Linked DNA regions of Mus musculus: all the other regions are linked to region 1. The links are chromatin contacts, found by Hi-C or POLR2A ChIA-PET in ENCODE. All regions are on one chromosome and are shown on one strand. The core of a region is the stretch at or near the end of the contact, and the rest is flanking DNA. Distances in the headings are between cores, read along the strand shown.

Region 1 (3,476 bases), core at 556-3,055:
TATTTCAACTACATAAGGGAGGTGAATGTCAAGGCTACAAAAAACGAAACAAGAATAGGAAAAAGTGGCAGCAATCTTTTTTTTTTTTAAACCAATTTGTACAAGTTTATAGTTTACTTTGTTTCCAGGTTCTCAACCCTTTCAGGATCTGAAAAGCGAGATACTGCGTCTAAGGGAATGTTTGTTTTTTTGTTTTTTTTTTAATTCACACCGAAGAAGTTGGGGGTGGGGGTGGGGTGGGGAGGGTGATTTCTTTCCGCCTGCGAGGTTAACCGAGTCAACAGCTGACTCTGCTGGGCTGCTGCTTGCACACGAAGTCCGTCATAAAATCAAACTCATTTTGGCCCAGCCAGAGTTCGGGCAGCTCCTTGATGCGGTCCAAACCCATTTCTATCACTAAGGACATAAGCACTTCCTCGTCGATGAAATCAGTGTCTATGACATTGGGCGGCAGCATTGCCGCGGGGACGTGAGCCACCGAGGCGGGCATGGTGCTGCCACCGCCGCTGCCGCCCGCGCTGCTGCCACCCGCGCCGCCCGAGGTGCCGCCGGAGCCGCCGGGGGTGCCGCTGCCACCCGCACCGCCAGGGGTGCTGCTGCCTCCGCTGTGCTTGGGGTTGCAATCTCGGAAGTGCTGGTTTGTCCCGTTCATCTGGTGGCCTGCAGTGGGGTGCAAATCCGGCATGTAGTGGTTGTGGGGGTAGGGGTGATGGTTGAAATACTGGTTGTTGAGCTTCTGCAGCTGCATGCTGGCCGGCAGGGAGCCTCCCTGGCTGGCCACCGGGGGACCCATGAACTGGGAGTTGTTAAACCTGGCGGCCGGGGCCAGAGCGCTCGGGGGGTGCCCCCCGTTCACAGTCCCCGGCCCCATGGCGTGCCTGATGCCGCTCGTGGCATTCATGTTGCCCGCGCCGTAGTGTATGTGCTCGCCCATGAGGGCGTTGAAGGCGTGCTGGGGCTGCTGCTGCTGGTGATGATGCGGGCTCGGGAACTGCCCCATGCCCATGCGGTGGGCAGGGTGGTGGTGCAGCCCGTTGGTGCCGTCGGGGAAGCGCCCGTGGTTCATGGCCATCATATGGTCTGCCATTTCCAGTCCTGAAAGCGAAACGAGCAGACGCTGAGACCCGCGCCACACGTGTCGCCCACCAGAGCGCACCCCACTTCTGTAGCCCCCCGTACCCGCGAGCACGTCTCAAGCTGCAGACCACCACCCCCGAGAGAGCCCACCAGCAGCCCGTGCACCCGAGCTCGCTACCTCGGCGGACCTGCTGCCTGCCGGACCCGCACAGCCTGGCGCTGAGCGACCTGCCCCTTCCCCTAGGATCCGGGAAAGTGTGGCGGGGGGAGGGGGACCGGAGCCCACACCCCCCTGGGTTCCCTGAAGTGGCCTAATAAAGGAAGTGCCCCGGAGCCGGGCCGCGAACTTCAGGCATTCAATCAGCCCTCCTCACCCTGTGGTTGCACATCCTGTTGTTATTCCCCAGCTCCGCCTCACGCTTGTCCCCGGAGCCAGCCCTGCCCTCGGAGGACTAGGCTGGCAGCAGCCCTGGCTAGCTTCGCCCGCCGCGCTCACCTTCCGTCTTTGCGATTTCTGCTCGGAACACCGAAGGCGGGCTCGTCGAGTCCAGGACCGGCTCAGCAGCACATAGAGGGACAGCCGATGGGCTGTGAGGCGCTCGCCGGTGCGAGGTTGGCGCCGAGGTCTTGCAGCAGCCGCTGGAGCAAATTCCGAGCCGTTCCCTTTTCTTTTCCTCCGCTGCCCTAGCCGCTCCGCAAGACCGCCAGGCAGCTGCCAACAATGAGCTGTGTTTCTCCGGGCTTTGGCCACTGTTAATATAAGGATCTCAGGAAGGGCGGAGCGACAGCCTCCCCGGCGGCAAGCGCAAACACACGGATCCCGGAACATCAGCACCCTGGATCGGGTCCTCTGCCGCGTCCGCGAGTCCGCGCTGCACGTGCGCAGCGGCTGCGCGCCCCGGCGCCGCCCAGCAGGTCTCCGGACCGAAGTGGCTTTCTGGCTCCCAAAGGCGAGGTTGTGCCTGCCACCTCAGGGACACGGAGCTAGTCCTCCCGGCCACCCAGTGCACGGAAGCATCTACAGGAGAGGAGCAAGGAGCACTCCCCACCTCCTTCTGGCTAGATCTCCCCACCCCCAGCTCGCTCACCCGGCTTACCTAGTGATCTGCCCTGCCCTCTACAGGAAAAAGGGGTTCGCTCAGCCTCCCTGCCCTGCAGAGTTTTCTTAGGTGCCAAACTCTTCCCAACCTACGAAGAATGGCTATGCTTTCCCGAGTTAGATTTTTAAAGCCCTGGGCCGATCGTGTCCTGTCCTCTGAGCGCGCTTTCCTGAGCCGCGCCTTTGTGTTTGTGTTTGTGGTTTTGTTTTTTTTTATATACAGGCAGCACGTACACCTAACTGAGGTATTTTTCTTAGTGTGGATGCACCCTTTAACTCCCCACCCCTCACCCCCGCTCCGCACCTCCACTCTTTTCAAGGACAGGGGTTGGGGGCGGGGAGCGGCAGCGGCTGCAGGTGGACCGAGCGCGCTCACAGGCCGGGGCGGCTCCACTCCCGGGGTTCTGGAATCCGCTCCGCACTTTACGGCCTGCTCCACGCTCCGGGAGTACGTGTGCTTCTGCTAAGTTTGCGTTTGCAGCTCTTGGTAGCTTTGGCATCCGAGCTGAGGCGTCCCTGCTCTGTAAACAAACTCAGCGATCCTCGTCCCCAGATCCACCTTTTTGCACATACACAGTTACTTGCTTCTGCTGTTGCCCTTGATCCAGGAGGTGGGGGTGTGTGCAAACTTGCACAGCCTCCCTCCGGGCTCTTGCCTGACGGTTTGGGGTTGATTTAGAAGCAAACGGGTTTGTAATTAAGAAATTCGAGGGCTGAGTAAGGCTGCTGCTGCTGCAAAAGGAAAACAGATAGATAGCTTGGTAATCGCTTTGTAAATAAAGTCGTTTTGGAAGTGGGCACGTAGCAGCACGTCCTGTATGGCACAGTGCGCGCACACACGGCTACTAGTCTTCCTTTTCAGTGAAATTGTTCAGTGGAGCAATAGGCGGTGATAATAATAACCTTGCTTGCAGAACGAAGCACAACGAGCCCGATCGCCCATTTGGCTCATTGACTTGCAAATAAAACCCCTAACACTGGTCTGGGCCACTATCCAGTCCTAGCTCTCTTGCTTTGCGAGTTATTTTTCCTACACCAGGATGAGGCTGTTTGGAGCGTGTATCTCTCTCTTTAAGTGGTGAAATCGAGTTTAGCGCTCCGAATAAGGACTTCTGAGTACGGTTGTTTCTTCATAACTCGATGTCCATGGACGACTTCCTGCTGTAAAGAGCCAGTACCCCTCCCCCATCTCGTTTCTTTTTCACCCTTCTAGCTAACAGTCTCTCTCTCTCTCTCTCTCTCTCTCTCTCTCTCTCTCTCTCTCTCTCTCTCTCTCTCTCCTGTATTTCTTGAGAACTGG
Region 2 (3,476 bases), core at 525-3,024, 390 kb after region 1:
TCTCTCTCTCTCTCTCTCTCTCTCTCTCTCTCTCTCTCTCTCTCTCTCTCTCCCCCTATGTCCTTCCCTCTTTTCTTCTCCCCATCTCTTTCTCTATCTCTGCATATTCAAATTCTCCTGAAAGCCAATGTCATATGCAATGGAGTTTGGCAATTCTGCTTCCACATTCATATCTGAATCCTTTTGGCATCTGGCACACTGAGGTTAGGTTGCTGTTGAAACACAGCATATAGAATCTGTGTGCTTTTAAAGGCTGTCAAATAAGCTTTAATACCTAACCTTCATTGTTGCTGCCACAGTCCCCACTCAGCCCTGCCCGGGAGCACAAGGCCACATTCCTGGTGTTCGTGGTGAAACTAGCATGAACTGAAACATAAGCCCTCCTCTCCATCATGTCTCTTGGCAAGATATTAGTAAAACCTCAGTGGTATTCATTCATTCACTCTTCAAGCCAACAGTTGGGAGGCTTATACTCAAGGGAGACGTATGTTCAGAAGTGGTCTTTTGAAAACCTAGCGATGTTCAGGTATAAGTTACACTTGGAAACCCTCTTATGTGACTTAATAGACAGTGAATATTAGGGTGTGTAGGGGGCAGAAGACAAGAGATCTGCATTGTTTCTCTTAATTTTTCCTTCTTTTGTTATCACAGTAGTATCAAGAAGACAGTGGCTTTATTTGACCTCTCCCCCAAGGGAGTAGTAACTATAATGGGTTTAATTAACTATGTGGTATTGACGTAATTAGTTATCATGGTGATTATACTTCTTTAATAAAAGCACTTCATTTGGGATGCATCAGGGTTCCGGCAGCGGCCAAGCCCTTCACCTATATTTCATAACTGTCTAGACACTGGAACCGTGTGCATATTTTACTAGCAGCCCTTGAGAGAGGTTATCTTGCATGGCTTAAGGTAATTGGGAAGTAATGATTTTGCCCCCTGCTTTCAGACTGGCTTGAGGCAAAGAGCAGAGAGGCTGTGGGGGAGGGGCGGGCCCTCATTTTGTGTAAACTGAAAGGCAGGGGGGAAGGGCTGGGTTTTTGGAAACCACAAGCTCTTAGGAATTGTTTCTTTTCAAGCTAGCTATCAGAGAAACAGTAACACCAGGGGGAGTTTGGTGGTGGTGATGGTGGTTGTGGTGGGGGGTTTAATCTATGGGTGGAATGCATAAATCTATTTAAATAAATGTACACCGTGTATGGAGACATAGGCTTGCATTAACAGGAATTCTGGCTGTCCAGTCTATGAACAAACAGCACAATTGGTCTGAATAGTAGATGGCTGCTTAAATTTGGTCAGCAGGTGACTGGCAGTGTCCCTTTCACCACAGCTCAGTGGACAATGAAGTCAGATGCTATGTAAAAAAATAGGGCAGTGAGAAAAGAAGACACACAGAATTCAAATGATTACCATATGAAAATGTCAATAATAATATCATGAGACCCCCCAAAGAGGAAAAGAACAAAAGCCAAAAAGATTATGGAGCTGTGCAGAGAAAGGGCCACAGGGACCACAGTGCCTGAAGCCCCTTCCCTACTTTTTTTTTTCTCTGATCAAACTTGGGTAATGGACTGGGAGGGGGAAGGGCAGCGGAAGGGTGGTGAGCAGGGAGGAGGGGTTAGGGACCGAGCCGAAATAGACACAGATAGCACTGAGAAATAATAGGTGTGCACACAGACTCTTGCAGAGAGAAACGTCATTTCTTTTTCTGTCTCCTCTCCCTGACTCTCCTTCTTTATTCAAACTGCTTTCTCCTGCCACCTCCCCCTGCAGCGCTGAGCAGCGTCCCCTCTGTGCCTCTCCCTGCCTGGAGATACATACTGAAATCACTGCAGGCAGTTTGACTGCTTCATGTAGCCCGGGAAGTTTTGCTGTGGGTCTTCTCAGAGCCAAAACCAGAAAGATGCACTTCTAAAAAATAACCCAACGGATCTGAAAGAAGCGTTTCTGCGGAGGTACCTGCCAGTAAGACTTGTTCCTCTGCCACAAGGGGTGCTGGGCAAAAAACCTCGATCCCTCATTAAATCAATAAAATCTTCTGCTCTATAATCGAGTATCAGGGAGAGGGGCCCAGGCTGTTTTATCTCATTGTTTCAGAACAGATCATTTGGATGGAGCTGACAAAAGGTTCATTCTTTACCTTTGTGGAAATGTCAGTAAAAAGGCAGGTGCTAGGCATTTGGACTCTTTTGCTCTATACAAGAAGAAAAAGAAAGGAGAGAAAAAAAAAAAAAAGAAGAAGTGAGGGAGGGGAGAACTGGGGGAGGGGAGGGGAGGGGCTGTGACAGGCCAGCTCCATGTACTGGAGCTTTCTAAGACATTTTGTTTAGCTTGGTACTGTGTGGCAGTGAGGAAAGAGGTGGGATCTATTGTGTGCCAGCTGCATGAATCACCGGATTGAAGGCTAACAGCCTCAGATCTTCTTTTATACAGTAGAGGGGAGATTAAAGCAGGGAGCTCATATGTCACAAAATAGAGGTACAATGCCTTTCTGGCTTGTTCTGTGCACTCAGCCAGCATTTGATCCAAATTTAGCCAGGGGGAAGGAAATGTGTATTGCTATCAACTGAGGACTAGACAAATGTTGGGCTGTAATACCCAAATTTTCTTCACTCCTTCCAAAATGTCACCTCTCCTTTATCAGTCTCACTGTAATAGAGCCTATATATAGCCACAGATGAACTGGAAATAAACACCCAGACCCTGGCTAAATTATTCTACCCCTGCTTCTTCCTACTCTGTGTAATTGATCCACAGCAGAGGGAATTTTTGTGGCTGGGTCTTAACAACCTCATTTGTTTAGCACGTATTTGTCCAGTGCTATAGGACCTACATTCTAGCAGCTAAAAGGGACATGCAAGGAGTCCACTGTATATTTTTCTCCTCTCTTCAAGCTTGGATTTTATTAAGGAGATGAAAGCAATATAGACACACCCCCTCTATACATACTCTTGGGAGCCAAAGCAATAAAAACAAGGGGGCACATCAAAACATGAAACCAGGGAAGTGCTCAGAGAATCAGGGAAAACAAACTCAGGACACATGTATAGTTATACTGTCATCCCTATGTTATAGTAAAGGAAGCCAAAATCAGAGACAGAAAGAACTTGCCCAGAGTCACACAGCTAATGAGGCAACACAGTTAAACTTATAGCTACATCTATAATCCACTGACAAAGAGATTGAAAAAGCCAGCGACCTGGCCCTCTCTCCTCCTCTCTTGCTCAGTGAGTACATCTGTCCCCAAGGAAGCTTCCAGGCCCTCGTCTGTTTCTAATCCCATTGGATGGGTAGTCCCTCTTTCTTTTGATTATTTCCCTCAAAGAAACTTTATGTTCAAATCAGAAATATCACCGTGTCTCGGAGACTTCTCCTTGACAGCTTGTCTAAGGCTAAATAAGTCACAAGTTGTGGACATGAGTAACAGTCTCTTGTTTGAGGCCCAGTCCAGCTCCCTCTGCCTTTCTCACTAGTAA
Region 3 (3,476 bases), core at 281-2,780, 300 kb after region 1:
TGTGGCAGCATCCAGGCAGGCTTTGTGCTTGAGGAGCTGAGAGTTCTACAACTTGTTCCAAAGACAAACAGGAGAAGATTTACTTCCACGTAGGTTGGAGGAGGGTCTCAATGTTGACCCCTATAGTGACATATGTCTTCTAACAAGGCTACACCTACTTTAACAAGGCCAACCTCCTAATAGTGCCATTCCCTGGGCCAACCATATTCAAACCCCCACAGTGATGAAGCTTATGATGGGATATCTTTCATTAGTCAATGAGGGCTGAAAGAGATTGACAGTGAATCTCAGCCAGCCAGTGTTTGGCAAAGTTCATCATGGAAGTTTAGCCCTTATGGTAGAGGAGACTTTCTCATTAAGGTAGTCTAGGAGAAATGTGCTACTGAATTTTAAAATTTTATTGTTTAATGGACTTCTAAAATTGTAATTTACCATAAAGGATGCCACCATTCTTCAAAGTTTTCTATATTGTGTGGTTCCTTTCTTATCCTGGGGAAATTTCCTCTGAAATTACAGCTGACCTCATCATAGAGTGAGTGTTTTGTTGTCGGATTTTGGTGGCCATCTTAACAGCTGGGGAATGTTGAGGTATGGTCATGCAGCTGATTTCTACCTAAGTGACTGTAGATGAACACGTAACAGAGCTTCAGTGTATTCCAAATATAGAAGGGGGCAGAGAGTGATTGTATCTTGATTCTGATTCTAGGCAATTCTCAGAAGTCCTTGGGTTGAGTATTGTGCCCTGGAAACAAGCAGGGAACTTAATATCTCTACAGAGAAACCTTAGAATGCACCTTCAAACTGAGGAAGAATAGAACGAGTATCCAGGTAAACAAACTCTAGGGACATTTTCTAAGATGAAACAGTACACAGAGGCTTGAAAATCTGAGTGTCTTGTCAATGGATGCTAGGCCAGCTTGTATAATTTTCACAGTAATTTCTGGTGGTCTCAGTCTGTGTACATAACCACATTGTTATTTTTGTTCCTATTCAAAATATAAAAGTATTATGTTGAAGGAGGAAAAGAATGTAATTGCAAAGGTGGAAAGGCCAAATGGGGACAGATTTAAGCATACATTTATTTTAAAGATCACACTCTTAAATGTTGTTTTAAAAGAGCTACGATTTTATAATTTTAACACCAATTATATTGAATGTCTGAGAGATGCCAGAACTCTCATAAACGTGTAAGGCCAGGGAAAGCTTATGGTTGACATTCAATGAGGAAGCGAAAGGGAAGCCAAATGACATGAATGGAAACTCCAGATTTTGTGAATTAGATGGCTACAAACCCTGGTTAGAAACCAGATGAAAGAGTGCCATTGGTTGTCTGATTTCTAGCAGAAAAATCCACAAAACGATGCAGCTCTTAAGCCCGAGAGGTAGGTGACTTTCAGAGTGGAGCAGCAAACTCACAAAAGACCCCTGGGCTAAGTGGTTCCGCCTTGAGTCAGCCAGTGAAGTGGAAAAGGAGAACTTTCTGACGTGGGGCCAATTTTATGGTTTCTGTCACTAAAGTTAGTACATCGAGCCATTATGTAATCCAGTACAACAGAAGAAAATGTGTGCCTCCCTCCAAGTTCAAACTAAAAACTGGAGCACATAGCAATGACTACTGGCTGAACTGCAACTGCTTGCTTAAAGACAGAGTACAGGGCAGGAACTCCAAGAATTAGATTATGAACAATATAATGAATCACTTTAGAAATATTCATGTTTGTCTTAAGCCACAATCCCAGTGTCTGTGTTTCTGTGTGTGTGCATGTTCATGTGTGTGAAGGTGCATGTGTTGTGTGTGTGCGCATGCATTCACACTACATACCCAAGCATGTGGAGACTGGAGAACAATTCTGTCTGTCCCCTGACACTGCCCACTTTGTTATATTTTTATTACGCTTTAAAATTACTTTATTTATTTTCTCTCTGTGTTTCTCTCTGCCTCTTTCTGTGTATCTCCCTCCCTCTCTCAGTCTGTCTGTCTGTCTCTGTCTCTCTCTCACCTCCTTCTGTCTGTGTGTGTATCTGTTTATTGGCATGCATGGCACATATATGGAATCAAGAGAACAAGATGCAGTTCTTTTCTCCTTCTGCCATGTAGGTTTTAGAGACTGGAGATTGAATTCATGGCTTCAGGCTTGGTGACAAGTGTCTGTACTTGTGAGGGCATCTTACAGGTCTCACATTGTTTTTTTTGAGACAGAGTCTCTCAGTGCTCTGTAACTTGAAAAGTGGGTTGGGTTGGCCAACTTGCAAAGGATTTGACTATTTCTGCTTCTCCAGCACCAAAATTACAGTTGTAGGCCACATGCCCAGCTTTTTAAATGTGGGCTCTTAAGATAAAAAAAGTCTTTACGTTCATAAGGCAAACATTTTATCTCTGGAGTGATCTTTTCATCCAGTAAATTCTTAAAATGATGGTGTCATTTTCTCCTAACTCAGACTGTAATGGAGTAACCTTGAGGTTTAAATCATCTCGGTCCCATCCCTGGTTAGATTCATTACTTACTTTTTAAGCCAACTATTATAGGTAACTTGCCAGCCTTAAGGAAGGTTGGTATGACAAAACCAAACAAAACAATGTTAATTCTAGTGAACAATTGCCATAAAATTTCTTTTAATACATTGAAAGACACTGAATTTCAATAGGAAATATGGAAATAGCCTAGGGAGAAAGAACTGAGAAAAGAAGGAACACCAGTGTTCTCTGTGGAAGCTCTGTTTAGGGTGATTTGAGTCTTTGTCTGTCTCCATGAAGATGAAAGTACACAGCTCTGAGAGCATAATGGCAGCAGTACAGTAAAATCCATAACTGTGTGTGGTTCCATGTTTAGCAAACAAAAACCCACCCTTTTCAGTAGCATTTATACTTGTTAGAGGAGTGAGCTTCAGGTTATCATCATCACTGTCACCATCACCATCACTGCCATCACCTCTGTCATCATCACTATCATCACCATCACTGCCACCATCTACCCATTTGGCTATATCCCTGCCCCAAATTTCATTTTAAATAAACAAAAACTGAGTATTGCAGTTTTTATACACCAGTGTTTGGAAACTTGGTTAATGTAACTCTGTCCCTGGAAGATGAATTATTTCTTGGTGGGAACACCAAATTTGACTTGTAAACATTGGGGCAAATAGACCCCAAATCCTGCTAAGTTCCTAAGTCAGCTAACCTTGTGACTTCTGTCTAGGTGGTCAGCCTCTTCAGGGAAATGGATCTTGTAAGGTACCTTTGTTCAAACTCTTTTGCATTATATTTGATTAGGAGTTAAACTCTCTTGTCTTCTCTGAAGTTCCTGGAGGTCATGTATAGAATTTGATTTAGCAGCCTGTTTATAACATAAAATATAAATGTACAATTATAATCTAATTTAGGAAAACACTTATTAAATTTTCTCTTTTGGAAGGAAATCTTGACAGTCATGTCTGGTGATCCTCTGGGCTTAGGGCTCTCTCTGTTTCCTTTCAGG
Region 4 (3,476 bases), core at 515-3,014, 300 kb before region 1:
TAACACTACAATTTTGTATTATGTACATTTTTGTTATTAGACGCGTTCTCACGACCGGCCAGGAAAGACGCAACAGACCAGAATCTTCTGCGGCAAAGCTTTATTGCTTACATCTTCAGGAGCCAGAGTGCAAGAAGCAAGAGAGAGAGAAAACGAAACCCCGTCCCTATTAAGGAGAATTCTCCTTCGCCTAGGACGTGTCACTCCCTGATTGGCTGCAGCCCATCGGCCGAGTTGACGTCACGGGGAAGGCAGAGCACATGGAGTGAAGAACCACCCTCGGCACATGCGCAGATTATTTGTTTACCACTTAGAACACAGCTGTCAGCGCCATCTTGTAACGGCGAATGTGGGCGCGGCTCCCAACACATTTTAAAAGACATAAACTATAAATTTTCAGCTCCCTTCTGAGAGGAAAAAAAGAGGCCTTGAAGGATCTTACAGTCCTTACTTAGAAGATTTTGTAAGTTTGACAACAGTTACAGGACAGCTAACCACTCAGGTTCACATTCACATGGCAAACCTTGATCCTGTAGGGCAACTAGGCCACTGCTTGGGGAGAGCATGGACCCTGCACAGCTTAGGGGACCTGGCTACTCTCACATCCCCTGAAAACAGGTCTTTCTGACTATTACATTTTTAGCTTCTCACAGATTGTCCTTGGACTTCCCCAAGGCCTCCACCAGTCTCCACCCACCTTCCCAATCTCTCCTCTCTCTTCTCTCCTCTCTCTCTCTCTCTCTCTCTCTCTCTCTCTCCCTTCTCCCTCTTCTGCCCCCTCCCCTCCCCTTCTCCCACCCTGCCCCTCTCCCTCCTTAGCCCCTCCCCCGCTCCACCTCTCTCCATTCTCTACCCCCCCCCCCCTTCCTGGTTTCTGCACAAAGTCAACTTTCTTGCTCAATGAAAGTCCATTTTGGGCCTCTGTCTGACCTGGCCTTTTCCAGCCTCACCCAGATGGCTCATTCTCTACCTGTACCACCTTCAATTTCCAAGGGAGATTTGATTGGTCCAAATGATCAGTTTCACCATTGTTGTGGAGTGGCTGCTGTTTGATGAGGTTGACAAAGACTAGGCCACATTTGTGAGTGTGTGTGGGGGCTGCGGGGGGTGGGGGGGCTGAAACTCACTAGGTTGACCCGGAGTTCACAGAGATCTTCCTGCCTCCACGGAGGACGTCACCAATGACTTGGACACTTGGACACTCGTAATTAATTGGGGGTGGGAAGAGAAATTTCCCTCATGATTACATTTACAATTCCTATACAATAATTTAAGTTGAGTTTCTTTTTCAAAACTCTGGGTAGGGCAAGTACATACGATGGAAATAAAAAGAATTTGAATGATTTGAATGGTCAATGAAATGTAGGAAACAATGAAGCGAAACAAATGTATTCCGTCTCAAGATCTAGAATCAAAATCGGTAGACCTGGCCTTGAAGAATGAAGGTGTTTGCAAATTGAGTCTTTTTTACTTTATTATTATTATTATTTGTCTTGAGCCTAATGCTCTGCATACAGAACCCACGTGAGGCTCTGTTTTCCTAGGAGATCTCAGAATTTAGCACGCTGGGGGAGCTTTTTCTCTTGTTGGGTAAGATACTCTGTCAGGAAATGAAGATGCATTAGGCTGTGGGTCCTGACGAGTAGGACGAGAGAGGTGATGGTACTTTGTGTGTGCATTCCTAGAAACCTGCCTCCAGCTTTGGCGTTGGCGCGGGTTTCCTCCTCCTAGGCGTGTCCCGGGAGAATGGGCGGCCCCTTTCCAGACAGCACTTAGTCTTACTTGCCCCCTACGCCTCTCCTTGTCCCCTCCCTCCTCCACTGCAGCCTTTCTCTTAGCCCGGGCCACTTCCTTCTTCTGCCTGTTCCTCCCCAGGGCGCGGAAGCCGAGTACAGGGTTCAGACCCACGCAGCAGCAGCTCTTCCGTGAAGAAGGAAGCAATCGGAGAGGTGAGCTAGTCCTGGAAGGCGCTGGGGGAAAGCTGGACCCGACGTCTGGGAAGTCTGAGCCCCGGGTGGAGGGTAAGGACCTCGGGGTGCCGCGGTACAGCTAGAGGGGCCTTGGACACGCGCCCTTTGTACCCCACTGGCGGGAACCCCACTCGGCCAGCACACTTCCGCACTGGGCTCACGTGACGTTTTGCCGGCCGGGGGCGGACCAGGAGAGGGGCAGCCCCAATCGATGTTTGCAGCGGTGCAACGTGTGGGTTTTGCATTTGGCGTCAGCTTGGTTGGGTGGGGGGCTGGGGGTGAGGTTACGGGGTGCGGAAAGACTGGGGGGGGGGATCCCGGGGCAATGAAGTGGTGTCATGACATTGCTCTCTGCACTGCGGAGGGCAGGTGAGGAAGGGAAAGTAGGACTCGTGGGGCTCCCGGGCTGTGCCTTCGGGTGCGCTGACGGTGGGGGACCGAGGGAGGGTGAGTTGCGAAGACAAAGGGACGAAGCGCTTGTGGTCCCGGGCTCTGCAGCCCTATGCAGTTCAGGAGTGAGGGAGTGGTACACACAGACCTCAGGATTTGGGGATCCATATTTGGCAAGACCTCAAACTTGTAGGAGGAATGACCAAATATGGAGTCAGCTGGAACCAGCGAATAGGGACGAAGGTGAGCCTTTGACCCGCGCCAGCTGTTAGTGATAGAAGGGAGGCTGGAAGACCGCCTAGCTCGCGTGTAAAGTTGGCTGTCGGTTCCCGAGCAGGCGACTCTAGAAGGCTTTATTTCCTTGGCCTATTGCCTCTAGAGTTTTAAAACATAACTAGAGAAGGCTCCTGACATTCCTTTCCAAATGTGTATCGATGAAGCTTTCTAGCATGTGCCAAGCCCCTCTCCTTGTGAGACCCACTCAGACAGCCTAATTAGAATCTGAGACAGTTAGACAGGCCCGGCTGACATCTGCCGCTGCCCGTCTTCTGGCCCAGCCTCTCGCAGACAGGCTCATTTTCTTAGGTTTGCTTTGCTATGACCTCTCATTGTTCTTGATCTCTCAACGAAGAGAGGTTTCTCTCCGGCTTTTAGACTGCCCTGGGTCTATTGTATAATGTGAATATTTTCTTCTCTTTTCCCCTCCCATATTAAGTGACTAAAACCTATTGAGTTGGGTTTGCAGTAGCAAACCTATTATTTTCCTATTCATAAGGGTCCAGACTGCGAGGCTGTTCTTGCTTTGTAAATGATCTGCCTTAGTAAGCACTCAGTATATGATATCACATAAGGATACACTATTGCATTAGATTCGTTTGTGTAACAGTAAAAGAACGGGAAGACCTGGCAAGATGGTGTGCTGGGAACACGGCTTATGTGGCATTAACTGTTGTGAGCTTGTTTCATTCGCAATGAAATAAGTACTTCGTAGTGTTCTTAGAATTTCATGAATTAGGGTAAAGGCACTTACTCACTGCGAAGCCTCATGACCAGATTTTAATCCCTGTGACCCACATGGGAAAGCCCACAAGTTGTGTCTGACCTTCACATTCATAC

Evidence for each region. Hi-C counts contacts between places; a loop is a spot of excess contacts on that map. ChIA-PET counts read pairs that join two places held with the same protein, here RNA polymerase II (POLR2A).
Region 2: a map of left cerebral cortex shows a loop between it and region 1 (4-fold over the local background). The contact joins the enhancer-like site here to the promoter of Cited2 in region 1. A Hi-C loop is called at or near these places in 5 of 37 maps with a recorded cell type or tissue (CH12.LX, adrenal gland and left cerebral cortex). POLR2A ChIA-PET finds 5 or more read pairs at or near these places in 1 of 5 experiments (Patski).
Region 3: a loop to region 1 is called in a map of left cerebral cortex, with 6 times the contacts of the local background. The contact joins the enhancer-like site here to the promoter of Cited2 in region 1. A Hi-C loop is called at or near these places in 5 of 37 maps with a recorded cell type or tissue (adrenal gland, left cerebral cortex and v-Abl transformed pro-B cells). POLR2A ChIA-PET finds 5 or more read pairs at or near these places in 2 of 5 experiments (Patski and embryonic stem cell).
Region 4: a map of heart shows a loop between it and region 1 (2.9-fold over the local background). The contact joins the promoter of Abracl here to the promoter of Cited2 in region 1. A Hi-C loop is called at or near these places in 2 of 37 maps with a recorded cell type or tissue (both heart). POLR2A ChIA-PET finds 5 or more read pairs at or near these places in 3 of 5 experiments (Patski and embryonic stem cell).

What each region holds. Positions count from the first base shown.
Region 1 is chr10:17,721,557-17,725,032 of GRCm38, reverse strand. Cited2 (Cbp/p300-interacting transactivator, with Glu/Asp-rich carboxy-terminal domain, 2) reads right to left here and starts at 1,805. Exons shown (of 2, transcript NM_010828.3): 1 at 1,574-1,805; 2 at 1-1,095. The coding sequence starts at 1,087. The coding sequence ends at 278.
Region 2 is chr10:17,330,024-17,333,499 of GRCm38, reverse strand. No RefSeq gene overlaps it. Among named protein-coding and RNA genes, the nearest start is that of Gm20125, 240 kb to the right of the region's middle. Within about 2 kb of position 1,774, at least 1 of the 3 ENCODE cell types and tissues checked has a DNase peak (open chromatin) inside an H3K27ac peak, as active enhancers do; it is left cerebral cortex, where a contact is called at or near this core.
Region 3 is chr10:17,416,376-17,419,851 of GRCm38, reverse strand. No RefSeq gene overlaps it. Among named protein-coding and RNA genes, the nearest start is that of Gm32656, 240 kb to the left of the region's middle. Within about 2 kb of position 1,530, at least 1 of the 3 ENCODE cell types and tissues checked has a DNase peak (open chromatin) inside an H3K27ac peak, as active enhancers do; it is left cerebral cortex, where a contact is called at or near this core.
Region 4 is chr10:18,021,540-18,025,015 of GRCm38, reverse strand. Abracl (ABRA C-terminal like) reads left to right here and starts at 1,764. Exons shown (of 3, transcript NM_028440.1): 1 at 1,764-1,949.